2 separate regions of the Homo sapiens genome follow, and region 1 is linked to region 2. A link is an interaction called in ENCODE POLR2A ChIA-PET data of the cell type or tissue named here. Cell type or tissue: B cell. All regions are shown on one strand. Links, peaks and the distances in the headings refer to the core of each region. The heading gives the core; the rest is flanking DNA.

The links. Peaks named below come from ENCODE experiments on the same cell type or tissue, not always from the same donor. Only the 100,000 strongest peaks of a DNase experiment are listed, where the experiment ranks them.
Region 1: POLR2A ChIA-PET joins it to region 2 with 8 read pairs; 7 of 35 experiments call an interaction of 5 or more read pairs at or near these places.

The regions. Positions count from the first base shown.
Region 1 is chr12:121,447,622-121,455,621 of GRCh38, forward strand. KDM2B (lysine demethylase 2B) reads right to left here. Exons shown (of 23, transcript NM_032590.5): 13 at 5,499-5,723. Among named protein-coding and RNA genes, the nearest start is that of MIR7107, 7.3 kb to the left of the region's middle. RefSeq lists enhancers at 956-1,456, 1,457-1,957, 4,489-5,303, 5,304-6,117. In B cell, for the core only: no CTCF peak of the experiment used is centred there; DNase peaks (open chromatin) are centred at 2,893 and 4,505; H3K27ac peaks cover 2,086 bases.
Region 2 is chr12:121,611,295-121,620,762 of GRCh38, forward strand. No RefSeq gene overlaps it. Among named protein-coding and RNA genes, the nearest start is that of KDM2B, 35 kb to the left of the region's middle. RefSeq lists a silencer at 3,753-3,802 and an enhancer at 9,070-9,364. In B cell, for the core only: no CTCF peak of the experiment used is centred there; DNase peaks (open chromatin) are centred at 3,762 and 7,737.

The DNA of each region.
Region 1 (8,000 bases), core at 1-8,000, 160 kb before region 2:
TTTGGAAAATGTAATTATTTCTCATAAAAATATGTTATTTCTTTTTTCTTATTTATTGTTGAGACGGTGTCTTGCTCTGTTGCCCAGTCTGGAGTGCAGTGACATGATCTCGGCTCACTGCAACCTCTGTCTGCCTCCTGGGTTCAAGCGATTCTCCCACCTCAGCCTCCCGAGTAGCTGGGACTACAGGCGTGCTGGGTAATTTTTGTATTTTTAGTAGAGATGGGGTTTCACCATGTTGGCCAGGCTTGTCTCAAACTCCTGACCTCGAGTGATCCTCCCACCTTAGCCTCCCAAAGTGTTGTGATTGCAGGCATTAGCCACCGCGCCCGGCCAAAATATGTTATTTCTATTAACACGTCATGGGTTTTCTTGTTATTTTAAGATAAATTTAAAATCTAAAAAAAAATTTCTTGGCCAGGAGTGATAGCACATGCCTGCAATCCCAGCACTTTGGGAGGCCAAGGCAGGCGGATTGCCTGAGCCCAGGAGTTTGAGACTAGCCTGGGCAACGTGGCAAAACCCTGTCTTTACAAAAAAATACAAAAATTAGTTGAGTGTAGTGGTGAATGCCTGTAGTCCCAGCTGCTCGGGAGACTGAGGTGGGAGGACTGCTTGAGCCCAGGAGGTAGAGGCTGCAGTGAGCCACGAGCACACCACTGCACTCCAGCCTGAGCGACACAGCAAGACTCTGTCTCAAAAAAAAAAAAAAAAAAAAAAAAAATCAGTTTTAATTTTTTTTTTTAGCTAAAGTCCTCTCACATCAAACTCAGTTTAAATTTCTAATACGGTCAATATTAATAAATATATAGCCTACATAAAAGAAAAGCTCTTTAGGGTCCTCATAATTTTGAAGAGCATGAAGGGGTCCCTGAGACCACGAAGTGTGAGAACTTGATGCACCCGGCTGTGAGCCCCCTGAGGCCAGGGCAGGTCAGCCTCATCCCGCCCAGTGCACCTGCAGACAGAGGAAGCACGCAGCCAACCTTTATTATGCTGCTCAGAGGAGCTTCAAGCAGGCTGGGATATACACGCCATTGGTAAGTGAAAAAGACTTGATTAAATGGCGCAAATGTTTGAATTCTAATAAACAGGACACAGAAGGCAAGGCAGTCATCGTTCCTTCCACAAATACCAAACACACATCTGCCACGGCCTGAAACAAGGTCCTGGGGCCACAGGAGCGAGGGAGATGGCTGCTCCCCATGAGCTATTTGGGAAGACAAAGACATTAAGTCGCTGAAATCCAAAGAAAACATGGAAAAATCATGTTCAAGAGTTCTCAGAAGCAGCAGAGGCTGATTTCTGGAGGACTTGGAGGACAGGGTGGAGAGAAGCCAAGTGGGCAAGGCCGCGGGGCCTCAAGGTGAATGAGGACAGAGCAGGCCAGGCCAAAGGGGACGTCTGGGGACCAGACTGCAGCGGGGGGCACAGGGTGAAGCACGGCCCACACGGCAAGAAGAGGGTCTGTGGTGGGGTGGGGCAGATGGCAGAACGGGCTCTGAGCCAGGTGGCAGGATGGGAGGCGGTGCCAGAGGCAAATCTCCTGCAGGGGCTGGCAGGGGGCTTGGGGCGCATGTGGGGGGGCAGACTGCAGGACACCAGCATGACATCGGCATGACACTGGCAGGGACATGGTGGAGAGGGGAGGCTACGGAGGCAGCCCCAGCGACGGAGCAAAGGGAGGGTCCAGAAAAGGAAGATAGGTGGGGCTGCGTATGTCACAGGTGGGTAACACGTGAGAAGTGCCCTGGCAGAGCAGAAGGGCTAGGAGAAGAGTAAGAAGGACCCCAAGGGTCAGGCCAAGCCTGCATCTGCCATCAGTTCCAGAAGCCACGTCAAGCTGAAGAGAGTAGGAGACGTAGAAAAATGGGGTTTCCTTCAACCAGCATGCGCTGTGCCAGGCACCAGAGCTGCAAAGATAAGATGGCACCCGAGACAGGTTTCCTATAACTGGGCCCAGCACACGGGGGCTGGGAGATAATAATGCCAAAGAGAAAAAGACAGTCGCGGGTTCATTACTGGCACACATTGGGTTTTAGGTGACACCGTTCTAAAAACCAACAGTTGCTATAGACAAGCTCTTTTAAATTCTATAGGATCCAATGGGTCACATGGACCCAGTCTCCAAAAAATGCACATCCATGCATGCACATAGACAAAAATGCATTTAATTTCAGGATGGCTCACAAATTCCCCGAAATCCATGGAAATGTCCTGGGGTTCGGGTACCAATTAAAAGCACAAGCAGTGGAACTGAACTTCTGCAGCAAAAGAAAGAACTGACAGAGTGAAAAGGCAATCTACAGGATGGAAGAAAATCCTTGCTAACCAGAGACCTGATAAGGGTTAATATCCAAAACATATCTAGAACTCCTCTAACTCAGCAACAAAAACCCCCAAAAGAAAGCCGATCTAGGCCAGATGCACTGTAATCCCAGCACTTTGGGAGGCCAAGGCGGGAGGGTGATCACCTGAGGTCAGGGGTTTGAGACCAGCCTAGACAATAGAGTGAAACCCTGCCTCTACCAAAAATACAAAAATTAGCTGGGTGTGGAGGTATGTGCCTGTAACTCCAGCTACTTGGGAGGCTGAGGTAGGATAATTTCTTGAACCCAGGAGGCAGAAGTTGCAGTGAGCCGAGACTGCGCCACTGCACTCCAGCCTGGGCAAAAGAATGAGACTCTGTCTCAAAAAAAAAAAAGAAAGAAAAAAAAGAAAAGAAAAAAGTAAATCAGTTTAAAAACGGGCTAAGGACTCAGACATTTCTCCAAAGAAGACAGACAAACAGCCAATAAGCACTTGAGAAGATGCTCAACATCACTAAGAATTAGGGAAAAGTAAATCAAAACTACAGTGAGACGTCACCTCATACAAATTAGGATGGCCACTAAAAACAAACTGAAAGCCCATAACATAACAGATGTTGGTGGGGACACAGAGAAACAGGAACCTTCATCGGGTGCGGTGGCTCACGCCTGTAATCCCAGCACTTTGGGAGGCCGAGGCGGGTGGATCACGAGGTCAGGAGATCCAGACCATCCTAGCCAACATGGTGAAACCCCGTCTCTACTAAAAATGCAAAAAAATTAGCCAGGCGTGGTGGCGGGCACTGGTAGTCCCAGCTACTCTGGAGGCTGAGGCAGGAAAAATGGCATGAACCCAGGAGGTGGAGCTTGCAGTGAGCCGAGATCGTGCCACTGCACTCCAGCCTGGGTGACAGAGCAAGACTCCATCAAAAAAAAAAAAGAGGAAGAAACAGGAACTTTCATGCACCCGTGGTGGGAATGTAAAACGGGATGGCCGCGGTGGCCAACAGTACAGAGGTTCCTCAAAAAGTTAAAAATAGAATCGTCATATGACCCAGCAAGCCCACTTCTGGGCATGGAGTTGACCCTTACACAGCACAGGATTGAACTGTGTGGGTCCGCTTATATGCCGATTTTTTTTCAACAAAAGTTATACTGAGTGTGCCTGCGTCTCCTGCCCCCCCCTTCTACCTCCTCCATCTCTTCTGCCTCTGCCACCTCTGAGACAGCAAGACCAACCCCTCCTCCTCTGCCTACACAATGTGAAGATGATGAGCATGAAGACCTTTATGATGATCCACTTCCACTTAATGAATGATAAATATATTTTCCTTATGATCTTCTTAATATTTTCTTTTCTCTAGCTTATTTTATTGTGAGAATACAGTATATAATACATATAAGATATGTGTTAATGGACTGTTTTTGTTACTGGTAAGGCTTCTGGTCAACAATAGGGCTAACAGTAGTTAAGTTTTAGGGGAGTCAAAAGTTACATGCAGATTTTCAACTGCACAGAGGTCAGATGGTGCCCCAACCCTTGTGTTGTTCAAGGGTCAATTGTATATCCAGAAGAATTCAAAACATGATCTCAAAGAGATATCTGCACACCCATATTCACTGCAGCACTATTCACAACAGGCAAGAGGTGAAAGCAATCCATATGTCCATCAACAGATGAATGGATAAAGAAAAGTTGAGCCAGGCGTGGTGGCTCACGCCTGTAATCCCAGCACTCTTGGAGGCCGAGGTGGGTAGATCACTTGAGGTCAGGAGTTCGAGACCAGCCTGGCCAACATGATGAAGCCCCGTCTGTACTAAAAATATAAAAATTAGCCAGATGTGGTGGCAGGTGCCTGTAATCCCAGCTACTCAGGAGACTGAGGCAGGAGAATCGCTTGAACCCAGGAGGCAGGGGTTGTTGTAAGCCAAGATTCCACTGCTGCACTCCAGCCTGGGCAACAGAGCAAGACTCCATCTCAGAAAAAAAAAAGAAAATTTGGTACAAATACACTTTCAGTATTAATCGGCCATAAAAAAAAAGGAAATTGTCATATGCTTCAACATGGATGAACCCTGAGGACTTTATGCTCAGGGCTATAAACAAGCCAATCCAATCACAGAAAGCCAATTACTGCATAATTCCACTTCTATGAGGTCCCGAGAGGAGTCAAGCTCTTAGAAACTGAAAGTGGAATGGTGGTTGCCCGGGCTGAGGGAGGGGAAAGGGGAGTAGAGCTTCAGTGGGTATGGAGTTTCAGTTTTGCAAAATGAAAAAGTTCTAGGGATCAGCTTCCCAAAAACGTGCATATGGTAATACTACTGTACTGCATACTTAAAAATGATTAATGTATTTTTTTTACCACAATTTCAAAAAACAAAACACAAGAAATATGCGTGGAAGGAGATGGCTGAGGTGTCTGGGCCTGCGGGGCATCGACAGCCAAGGAGGAAGGGCTCACCCTATGCCAGGCTGGGCCTGCAGATGAGCGCACCAGGGCCGAGGAATCCCGTCCCTCCAGCCGAGCCTGCTTTTCCACGGGGACTGGGAGATGACTCCTCCACAGGGAGGACCGCCGGCCCCCGGGGAGCAGCGCCCTGAGGAAGGCAGAGCATGTGGGTGTGTACAAGGGAATTCAAGGGCAAACCCCGCGACCTCGCCCCGTTGCGAAGTCCATGTCCACTGCCCTGTCTGGGGACGAGACCAGCGGCGCGGGGCCACTGCCGGAGCTGAGGCCAGGCGGTGTGGAGGGGCGGGCCAGGCTCTCCCGGGCGCGGCTCCTCAGTACCATAAATCACTCCTTGTTGGGGGCAGCCCCCTGAGATGGGGCGCTGACCTTCCACCCAGACTTCTGACTCTGAAGGCAGGGCCGGAAGGAAGGAAGGAAGGGCCCAGAACCGTCACCCAGAACCGTAATGTTGGCAACGGGGTCACAGACAGGACAGGCTGCCTGTCATCTTTAATGGCAGCAACTTCAAAGTACCTGAGCACCCTGGGAGGGAAGGAGCAGGAGGCCTGAGCCTGCGAAGCGGCCAGCGCCTTCCCGTCCACAGGAAGAGCTCTCGGGGAGTCCACAGCCCCGGCTTCTCTGTGTGCGGAGGGGCGGCCAGAGCGAGCAGCGGTCAGACACGCGGGCCGGCACGCAGGGGCCTGAATCGAGCGCAGGGCTGGGCGGGGGCCGCACTCACCGCGATGCACTGCCGCATGATGCAGCTCTGCTTCATGCGCCCGGGGCCCCCGAACTTCTTCATGTCCTTGCAGAAGTGGCACTCTCCGCACTCGGTCCGCAGGCAGGCCTCGCACTTGCGGCATCGCGTCCGGCGCCGCCGAGCTCCTGCCGTTGTCCGGTTGGCGGCCAACTTCACCGCGGAGGCCGGGCCCAGCTTCCCCTTGGGCCGACCCACAGCCCGGTTCTGCAGGGGAACAGACACGACTGGTCAGATGGGGAGACTGCAGGCACGGCCAGACCCCCGGAAAGGGTGTTAGGGAGCAAACTGTGTACCCCCAGAAAGACACGATGGGGGCTCTAAACCCCATTCCTCAGAGTGTGATCTTTATTTGGAGATGGGGGCTTTGCAGAGACCGTCAGGTTAAACGAGGTAATTCAGGTGAACGCTAATCCAGTATGACTGGTGTCCTTACGAAAGGGGAACTTTTGGACACAGAGACAGACACGCACGTAGAGAACGTGTGTGAAGACACAGGCCTTCCACAGACTGGAGCCCTGTCTACAAGCCAAGAAGTGCCAAGGATGGCAGCACATACCAGGAGCTGGAGGCGCGGGGAAGGACCCTCCCCTAGAGCCCGCAGAGCCAGCCCGGCCCGCCAGCCCACACCTTGACTTCAGACTCCTGGCCTCCAGAACCGGGAGAGAAGAAAGGCCGGTTGTTTTAAGCCACCCGTTATGGCAGCCCTAGGAGAGGACGACAGAGGGCGCGTGCTTCTTGCCGCAGCACACAGCTCGAGACCTTCCATGGCTGCACCCACAGGCTCGGACCCTGCCCACCTTTCCCACCTCCGTCTGCTCCCCAAGAAAGACCGCAAGGGGCCACACAATCGGTCTCTGTTCCCCCAGCCCGGAAGGCCAACCCCACCCCCGCCCAAGCCACTTGGCTGATGCCCACTCATTCCGTCTGGTCAGTTTACAGGCTGCTTTCTTCTGGAAGCCCCTACTGCCCACCTGCACTGGGTTCAGGGCCCCTCTGGGAGATCCTGTTAGAGCGCTCATGATGGTAATCATCTGTTCCTTCCCTTTGAGACGGGGCACAGGAGGGCACTCACCACAGGTGTCTTGTGCACCACTGCACCTCTCTACGAGCCAGCCTGGCATGCAGAATGCACTCAACAAACCAGAGCCACCCCAGGGAGGATGGGATAGTAACCTTTAGGTCCCTGACTACTCAGATCTTCCCTAGATGGGCTCCAAATGCTCCCTTCCCTGGGACTCACAGAAGAGAGAGACAGTAGGTGGACAGAGAGCTGGGCTAGTAGCTAAGCCAGGAAAATGGGACAGCCACAGCCCCTGCCCTCTGGTTCCCAGCCCCAGAGCCTCCTGCAGACCCATGATCTACGGGGGAGCCCTAAGCTAGCTGCTGAGGACACTGTCCACAGAGGTCCCCTGTCCACCTGGGACCTGTAGTGGGAGGGACCAGGATGGGAGAGCTTTTCTTGTCTGTGGCATCTTTCTGGAGAGCCTGGGGTGGCTGAGAAATGGTGAAGTCCCTGTCAGGGAGACACGTGGTCACCCTGGAAACCAGCTGACCTAACGGCATCTAACGCCTAAAGCCCCTTTTCAGCTAACTGAACACCCTTTGGTCCAGAGTCCCACCCTCTTCATTTCAGTGACTTGTCATACTTGAATCCCCAAACAAAACCCCATACTTTTGGGAGCACACAGACCCAGAAGAGCTGTTACTATTCATACACTCCAATGGAGAAGAAGGTCCACATCACAGGGACCCCCTCTCACAACACACACAACTCCCTGCACCCTAGGGGCTTCCTAGAAACTTCCAACTGCATAGGAAGAAAAACAGCCCCCCTTTCTCCTCAAATACAGCCTCGCCACCATCAACTTTCTTCTCCAGTGCAGTGGTCCCTGTAGAAAGCCCGCAGCCTCACGTGCCACCCACTTTGCTGTCAACACCTAAGCAGACCCCTCCCTCCGATTCACCTTCCCACAGCATTCAAGGAGCTTCCAGGCCCCCATCAGCCCGAGTGGCCCCTCAGGAAGCACTGGAGCTCTGGGCCTCTACCCTGCTCAACCTGCTGTGAACCCCAAAGAGGAAAGGGAGGTGCTCCCCGGCTCTACCACCCTCATCTCCCACTGGTCTTCCCCAGCTGCTCAGGACCCTCAGTCATGCCTGCCCTCTGCTCTGGGGCAGCCCAGCAGAAGGCCTTGTCACAGGGAGGGCAAGCCCTGGACTGCAGGGCCACCCACAGGCAAGCTGGCCACCACCAGTCACCTGGGTAAAGGGACCATCCAAAGCAGCAAAGGGCGCCAGGAACGGTGGCTCACGCCTATAAGCCCAGCATGCTGGGGTCTGAGGTGGGAGGATCACTTGAGGTCAGGAGTTCAACATCAGCCTGGGCAACATAGTGAGACCTACAAAAAATTTTTAAAATTAGCCAGGTGTAGTGGTGTGCACCTGCAGACCCAGCTACTCAGGAGGCTGAGGTGGGAGGATTGC
Region 2 (9,468 bases), core at 657-8,656:
TCTAGATGGGGAATCTGGAATCTCCAGAGAGAACGGATGGAACCCCCACACCCCAGTGTTGGGCCTGCACTTCTTTGCCCTTGGACCCCTCCCTTGCCTTTCTCTAGCCTTGCTCCAGATCACAGGGTGGCCAACCTTTGGCAGGGTGGCTTCCTGCACAGATGGACCAACTGGAGGCAGTGCCAGGAGCCTGGTGGGTGGGAGGAGCCTGGTGGTGGGAGGAGCCTGGTGGGTGGGAGGAGCCAGGTGGTGGGAGGAGGGGAATCCAGGGTGTTCCTACCCCTCTGCCTCAGGTGGGATCTCCAGCTCCACCTCCCACCAGACAGGTCCACTGTGGCTCTGGCTTCTGCCTGAGGACTCCAGTCCCTCTTCGGTACCAGAAACACCACCCCCTGCCTCTGTCCCTCCAACCCCAGGGTGATAGCAGTCCTCCTGCTGGGGCTAACCTGGGGGCTGCCCTTCCCCTGCCTGCCTTTTCCTGTAAGTCTTCCATTACCCCTGGAGCAATTCTCAGGATAAATGCTCTTAGTGTGGTAACTGTTTGTCCTGGTCAGATTCTCACAGATATACTACCTTCACTAAAGACTTACAGATCAGTCAATTCATTCAATCTGGAAGGCAGCAATCCTCTTTCTCTGAGCACAGCACATCCCATGAGAGGGAAGGTTGGAGCCACCATTTACTGAGCGCTGTGCTAATTGCCAGACAACTTTTCTTTCATGAAACACTCATAACAACCTCTTTGCCAAGTCCCATCAATATTCCCCTTTCACAGATGGGGCTCAGAGAGGCTGGGGTGCTTGCCCAAAGTGGCACAGTTACAAACTGACAAAACTGGGATTCAAATCCAAGAGTGCCTAGCTCCAAACTCTGCATAATGATCTAATCTCATCTGAACACACTTGCAGCCCCATTAGAATTCAACTTCCTTGGCTGGCTGAAGACCCCACCCCAAATCACTCCAGCCTCCTTGTATTCTTTTCTTCTTCTTTTTTTTTTTTTTTTTTTGAGATGGAGTCTCACTCTGTTGCCCAGGCTGGAGTGCAGTGGCGCGATCTTGGCTCACTGCAAGCTCTGCCTCCCAGGTTCACGCCATTCTCCTGCCTCAGCCTCCCGAGTAGCTGGGACTACAGGCATCCGCCACCACGCCCAGCTAATTTTTTGTATTTTTAGTAGAGACAGGGTTTCACCATGTTAGCCAGGATGGTCTCGATCTCCTGACCTCGTGATCCGCCTGCCTTGGCCTCCCAAAGTCCTGGCGTGAGCCACCGCTCCTGACCTGTTTTTTGTTTTTTGTTTTTTTTTTTTTGAGACAGAGTCTCACTCTGTCACCCAGGCTGGAGTACAATGGCCTGATCTCAGCTCACTGCAACCCCCGCCTCCTGGGTTCAAACGATTCTTCCACCTCAGCCTCCCGAGTAGCTGGGACTACAGGCGTACACCACCATTCCCAGCTAACTTTTGTATTTTTTAGTAGAGACAGGGTTTCGCCATGTTGCCCAGGCTGGTCTCCTGACCGCAGGTGATCCGCCCACCTCGGCCTCCCAAAGTGCTGGGATTACAGGCGTGAGCCATCACGCCCGGCCCCCCCAAAAAAATTTTTTTAAGTCCCACAAACTGGGTGGCTTAGGAGAGAAACTTATTGTCTCACAGTTCTGGAGGCCAGAAGTCCAAAATCAAGATGTCAGCAAGGCCACGGTCCCTCGGAAGGAACCAGGGAAGGACATGCCCCAGGCCCTGCTGCTCGAGCTACCTGGCTTGTAGACGGCCGTCTTCTTGTGTCCATTCATGTGGTCTTCCCTCTGTACATGTCTGTCTGTGTCTAAATTTCCTCCTTTGTTTTTGTTTTTTGTTTTTTGTTTTTTTTTTCTGACAGAGTTTCGCTCTTGTTGCCCAGGCTGGCGTGCAGTGGTGCGATCTTGGCTCACTACAACCTCCTCCTCCCGGGTTCAAGCCATTCTCCTACCTTAGCCTCCCGAGTAACTGGGATTACAGGCACATGCCACCACGCCCGGCTAATTTTGTATTTTTAGTAGAGATAAGTTTTCTCCATGTTGGTCAGGCTGGTCTCCAACTCCTGACCTCAGGTGATCCGCCCGCCTCGGCCTCCCAAAAGGCTGGGATTACAGGCGTGAGCCACGGTGCCTGGCTGTTTTTGTCTTTTTTGAGACAGGGTCTCACACTGTTGCCAAGGCTGGAGTGCAGTGTCACGCTCACAGCTCAGTGCAGCTTTGACCTCATGGGATCAAGCAATGCTCCTGCCTCAGCCTCACTAGTAGCGGGAACCCCAGACAAGAGCCACTGCTCCTTGCAAATTTCACACTTCTCCTTTTTATAAGGATATTAGTAATATTGGAAGAGGGCTGTATGAGTCTGTTCTGTCATTGCTATAAAGAAATACCAAGCTGGGCACGGTGACTCACACCTGTAATTCCAGCACTTTGGGAGGCCCAGGCCAGCAGATCACCTGAGGTCAGGAGTTCGGGACAAGTCTGGCCAAAATGGGGAAACCCTGTCTCTACTAAAACTACAAAACATTAGTCGGACGTTGTGGCAGGCGCCTATAATCCCAGCTACTCGGGAGGCTGAGGCAGGAGAATCGCTTGAACCCAGGAGGTGGAGGTTGCAGTGAGGCGAGATTGCACCACTGCACTCCAGCCTGGGCAACAAGCACAAAATTCCATTTAGAAAAAAAAAAAAAAAAATGAAAAGAAATACCTGAGGCTGGGCACCATGGTTCACGCCTGTAATCCCAGCATTTTGGGAGGCCGAGGCGGACAGATCATTTGAGGCCAGGAGTTCGAGACCAGCCTGGCCAACATGGCGAAACCCCCTCTCTACTAAAAATACAAAAATTAGCCGGGCGTGGTGATGCACTCCTGTAATCCCAGCTACTCGGGAGGCTGAGGCAGGAGAATTGCTTGAACCAGGGAGGTGGAGGTTGCAGTGAGCCAACATTGAGCCACTGCACTCCAGCCTGGAAGACAGAGCGAGACTCCATCTCAAAAAAAAAAAAAAAAAAAATACCTAGGCCGGGCACAGTGGCTCACGCCTGTACTCCCAGCACTTTGGGAGGCTGAGGCAGGTGGATCACGAGGTCAGCAGTTCAACCTGCCGGTCCAAGATGGTGAATCCTCATCTCTACTAAAAATACAAAAATTAGCTGGGCGTGGTGGCAGGCACCTGTAATCCCAGCTACTCGGGAGGCGGAGGCAGAGAATTGCTTGCACCCAGAGGCGGAAGTTAAAGTGAGCCCAGATCGCGCCACTGCACTCCAGCCTGGGCAACAGAGTGAGACTCTGTCTCGAAAAAAAAAAAGAAAAAGAAATACCTAAGACTGAGTAATTTATAAAGAAAAGAGGATGAATACAAAAAAATCAGCTGGGCGTGGTGGCAGTCGCCTGTAGTCCCAGCTACTCCGGAGGCTGAAGCAGGAGAATGGCCGTGAACCCGGGAGGTGGAGCTTGCAGTGAGCTGATATTGCGCCACTGCACTCCAGCCTGGGCGACAGAGCGAGACTCCGTCAAAAAAAAAAAAAGAAAGAAAGAAAGAAAGAAAAGAGGATTAATTGGCTCTTGGTTCGGAAGGTTGTGCAGGAAACATTGCAGCATCTGCTTCTGGGGAGGCCTCAAGAAGCTTCCAATCATGGCGGAAGGCAAAGGAGGAACCAGCCCTTCACATGGCGGGAGCAGGAGGAAGAGAGGGGCGGGGAGGTGCTATACACTTTTAAACAACCAGATCTCACTCACTGTCATAGCACCAAGAGGATGGTGCTAAACCATTCATGAGAAACTGGCCCCGTGATCCAATCACCTCTCACCAGGCTCCATCTCCAACACTGGGGATTACAATTGAACATGAGATTTGGGTGGGGACACAGATCCAAACGAAATAAGTGCCCACCCTATGACCTCATTTTAATTTGATTACCTCTGTAAAGGCTGTATTTCCAAATGAGGTCACATTCTTCGTTTTTTTTTGTTTGTGGTTTTTTTTTTTTTTTTTAGAGAGTTTCACTCTTTCGCCCAGGCTGGAGTGCAATGGCACAATCTCAGCTGACTGCAACCTCTGCCTTCCAGTGTCAAGAGATTCTCCTGCCTCAGCCTCCCAAGTAGCTAGGATTACAACAGTCGCTTGCCTTCACACCCAGCTAATTTTTGTATTTTTAGTAGAGATCGGGTTTCACCATGTTGGCCAGGCTGGTCTCCAACTCCTGACCTCCTGATCCACCCTCCTCGGCCTCCCAAAGTGCTGGGATTACAGATGTGAGCCACCGTGCCTGGCCACAGTCTTCTTCTTTTGTTTTTTTTTGAGACGGAGTCTCGCTCTGTCACCCAGGCTGGAGTGCAGTGGCGTGATCTCGGCTCACTGCAAGTTCTGCCTTCCAGGTTCACGCCATTCTCCTGCCTCAGCCTCCCGAGTAGCTGGGACTACAAGCACCTGCCACCATGCCTGGCTAATTTTTTGTATTTTTTTCATTAGAGACGGGGGTTTCACCGTGTTAGCCAGGATGGTCTCGATCTCCTGACCTCGTGATCCGCCTGCCTCGGCCTCCCAAAGTGCTGGGATTACAGGCGTGAGCCATCGTGCCCAGCCGGCCACATTCTTCTTTTTGAGGTGGAGTTTCACTCTTGTCTGCCGGGCTGCAGTGCAATGGCGCAATCTTGGCTCACTGCAACCTCCACCTCCTGGCTACTTTTTGTATTTTCAGTAGAGATGGGGTTTCACCATGTTTGCCAGGCTGGTCTTGAACTCCTGACCTCAGGTGATCCGCCTGCCTCAGTCTCCCAAGGTGTTGAAATTACAGGCGTGAGCCACTGCGCCCAGCCCCAAATGAGGTCACATTCTGAGGTACTGAGGTTTAGGACTGCAATGTCTTTTTTGGGGGGACACAGTTTAACCTTTAAGAGTCCAACCTGATCTCATGTGTCTGATCTCTGCAGTGTGGCCTGCTTTGCTAATAGAGGATGTCAGACCGTCCAGGAAAATGATCCTGCTGACACCCACCAAGTTAAGGGATATAGTGATTCTCCAAGGCATATGTGTATTGACAAAATTTACCCCAACATTCTGTACAGCAAATTCAGTTTTGAAAAAGGAGAACTAGACTAGGCGTGGTGGCTCATGCCTGTAATCCAGCACTTTGGGAGGCTGAGGTGGGTGGATCACCTGAGGTCACGAGTTCAAGACCAGCCTGACCAACATGTAGAAACCTCGTCTCTACTAAAAATGTAAAAATTACCCGGGCGTGGTGGTGCATGCCTGTAATCCCAGCTACTCGGGAGGCTGAGGCAGGAGAATCACTTGAATCCAGGAGGTGGAGGTTGCAGTGAGCTGAGATCATGCCATTGCGCTCCAGCCTGGGCAACAAGAGCAAAACTCCGTCTCAAAAAAAAAAAAAAAAAAAGAAAGAAAGAAAAGAAAAGAAAAAGAGAACTAGGCTGGGTAGGTTAGCTCACGCCTGTAATCCCAGCATTTTGGGAGGCCATGGCAGGAGGATCGCTTGTGTCCAGGAGTTTTGAGACTGGCCTAGGCAACATATTAGATCCCATCTTTATAAATAATAAAAAATTAGCCAGGTGTGGTGGTGTGTGCATGTAGTCTCAGCTACTTGGCAGGCTGAGGTGGGAGGGTCACTTGAACCCAGGAGGTCAAGGCTGCAGTGAGCCATAATCGTGCCTCTGGACTCCAGTCTAGGCAACAGAATGAAACTTCATCTCAAAACAACAACAACAAAAAAGAAGCTGGTCACAGTGGCTCTAGCCTTTAATCCCAGCACTTTGGGAGGCTGAGGCAAGCGGATCGCTTGAGCCCAGGAGTTCAAGACCAGCCTGGGCAACGTGGCAAGACCCCCTGTCTCTACAAAAAAAAAAAAAAAAAAAAAAACACAAAAATTAGCCAGATGTGGTGATGCAGGCCTGTAGCCCTAGCTACTTGGGAGGCTGAGCTGAGAGGATCACTTGCACCCGGGAGGCAGAGGTTATAGTGGGCTGAGATTGTGCCACTGCACTCCAGTCTGGGCAAGAGACCAAGACCCCTGTGAAAAAAAAAGAAGGAAGGAAGGAAGGGAGGAAGGGAGGGAGGGAACAAGTTGAAGGTCTTACCTCTACCTGACTTTAAGACTTATTTTGAGGCCGGGCGTGGTGACTCATGTCTGTAATCTCAGCACTTTGGGAGGCTGAGGTGGGTGAATAACCTGAGGTCAGGAGTTCCAGACCAGCCTGGCCAACACGGCGAATCCCTGTTTCTACTAAAAATACAAAAATTAGCTGGATGTGGCAGCAGGCACCTGTAATCCTAGCTACTCGGGAGGCTGAAGCAGGAGAATCGCTTGAACCCGGGAGCCGAGGTTGCAGTGAGCCCAGAACGTGCCATTGCACTCCAGCCTGGGCAATAGAGAGAGACTCTGTCTTAAAAAAGAGACTTTTTTTTTTGAGACAGGGTCTTGCTCTGTCACCCAGGCTGAAGTGTAGTGGCCCCGTCTCGGCTCACTGCAACCTCCACCTCCCAGGTTCAAGCAATTCTCCTGCCTCAGCCTCCCGAGTAGCTGGGACTACAGGTGCGTGCCACCACATCCGGCTAATTTTTGTATGTTTAGTAGAGACAGGATTTCACTGCGTTGACCAGGCTGGTCTCAAACTCCTAACCTCGTGATCCGCCCGCCTCGGCCTCCCAAAGTGCTGGGATTACAGGCGTGAACCACCATGCCCGGCCGAGACTTTTTTTTTTTTAATTTTGAGGAATTTATGGGGTTTTTTTTCCCCAAGACTTATTTTATTTTTATTTATTTATTTATTAATTTATTTACTTTTTTTTTTTTTTTTGAGATGGAGTCTCACTCTGTCACCCAGGCTAGAGTGCAATGGCGCGATCTCAGCTCACTACAAGCTCTGCCTCCCGGGTTCATGCCATTCTCCTGCCTCAGCCTCCAGAGTAGCTGGGACTACAGGCGCCTGCCACCACGCCTGGCTAATTTTTTGTATTTTTAGTAGAGATGAGGTTTCACCGTGTTAGCCAGGATGGTCTCGATCTCCTGACCTTGTGATCGGCCCGCCTCGGCCTCCCAAAGTGCTGGGATTACAGGCATGAGCCACTGCGCCCGGCCAATTTATTTACTTTTGAGACGGAGTCTTACTCTGTCGCCCAGTATGGAGTGCAGTGGCGTGACCTCGGCTCACTGCTACCTCCGTCTCCCGGGTTCAAGGGTTCTCCTGCCTTAGCCTCCCAAATAGCTGGGACTACAGGTGCGGGCCACCATGCCCAGCTAATTTTTGTATTTTTAGTAGAGATGAGGTTTCACCATGTTGGTCAGACTGGTCTCAAACTCCTGACCTCAAGTGATCCGCCCACCTTGGCCCCCCCAAAGTACTGGGGTTACAGGTGTGAGCCACCACGCCCTGCCCCCAAGATTTACTTTAAACCTAGAGTAATCAACACAGTATCTATTGGCATGAGAGTAGACAAATAGATCCACAGACTAGAATAGAGAGTTCAGAAACAGTCTGTCATGTATAGTAGTCACGTGATTTTTGACAAAAATGTCCATGCATTTCAGTGGGGAAAGCTTGCTTCACTCAAAAATCTGTATTTGATTGATGGGCTATAGGCTCAGCTACTTGAGAAGCTGAGGCAGGAGTGAGAATCACTTGAGTCATGAATTTGAGGCTGTAGTGTGCAATGATCACACCTATGAAGAGCCACTGCACTCCAGCCTGGGCAACAGAGCAAGACCTTGTCTCTAAGAAAAAAACAGAAATAGAAAAAAATCAGTATGACACGGATCACAGACCTAAACATACAAGCAAAAACACTTTTATTTTTGGCGGGGTGGGTGGAGGGTAGAGACAGGGTTCCACTATGTTGCCCAGGCTGGTCTCAAACCTCCTGGTCTCAAGTGATCCTCTCGACCTGGCCTCCCCAGGTGCTGAGATTATAGGCATGAGCCACCATGCCTGGCCTAAAACTTTTAAAAGAAAACACAGGTGAATATCTTCGTGACCTTGTGGTTGGCAAAGATTTCTTTTTTTCTTTTTTTTTTTTTTTAAATAGAGTCTTACTCTATGGCCCAGGCTGGAGTGTAATGGTGTGATCTCAGCTCACTGCAACCTCCGCCTCTTGGGTTCAAGTGATTCTTGTGCCTCAGCCTCTTGAATAGCTGGGATTACAGGCATGTGCCACCATGCCCGGATAATTTTTGTATTTTTAGTAGAGATGCAGTTTCACCATGCTGGCCAGGCTGGTCTCGAACTCCTGACCTCAGGTGATCCGTCCACCTCAGCCTCCCAAAATGCTGGGATTACAGGCATGAGTCACCGCGTCGTCAGCAAAGATTTCTTATCCAGGCCAGAAAAAGTTCTCACTTTTAAAGGCATGGGCACAAACTCAGACCCAACAAAGACTTCTGACCAGTGAGGGGGTAGGAGTGGAGGGAGGAAGAATGAGCACTATAAGCCCAGAAACTGGAGAGCAAGGAGACAGAGTTCACACTCCCCTGGCATAGTCTAAGCTCCAGAGTCAGAGAACCATTCTGAGACCAACACCAGGGCTCACCAACCCGACCCCATTCTGCATTTTGTAACCAGCCCCCTGACAGTGTCTCACTTGGTTTCCAGCCTCCTTCACCCCAATTCTTTGACCATGAAAACCTTCAAGATCACTCACAAAAGCTGCCTCCCAGATGTCTTGTGGAGCTGGCACCAGGGCTGGCTGGCAGAGGGATTTCATGCATTCTGAGTCAGGACACAAGGAAGGACTGACAGGGAAGCTGCCCCCAGCTCCATACAAGGACAACTTTTGAAGTATCAGACAACCAATCAGACATGCTCAGCTTCTAGAAGGAGTGAGCTTCCCATCGCCAGGGGTATGAAAACATTGTTCTAGCCGGGCTTGGTGGTGCATGCCTGTGGAGCCCAGGAGTCCGAATGCAGCCTGGGTAACACAATGAGACCCCTGTCTCCCCACCACCAAAAAAAAAAAAAAAACTGTGGGGAAAAGTTAGTAACCATGGACCCCTCTAGGATCCTGGGGCAGGAGGCAGGGATGGTCCAGACACCCCACCCAAGTTTTTATTACTTGTGATCTGTGCAGATGGGGAAATTCAAACCACACAGAATATTAGGAGAGGGGTGAGGAGCGTGACATAGTAGCTGGGGAAAGGAAACCCTCACCACCCCAAAGCCCCCTCTGAGTCACCACTCCCAGATCCTTTTGTTCCTCTAAAATCAGCAAATCTCTCCTCCCAGCTTCCGGCCTCTTCCCCCTCCAGACCTCAGGCCCTCTTAGCTGCTAAATGTTGTGTGTTCCTAGTCCTGAACTGGGGGTTTCTGGGAACCAAGGACATTGCATTGTTTTGTTCATTGAACCTGTTTCCATTGGCAGTAGCCAGTGGGAGGCCCTGGGGTGATAGCGACGTGATTGATTGATTGATTGATTTTGAGAGACTGAGTCTCCCTCTGTCGCCCAGGCTGG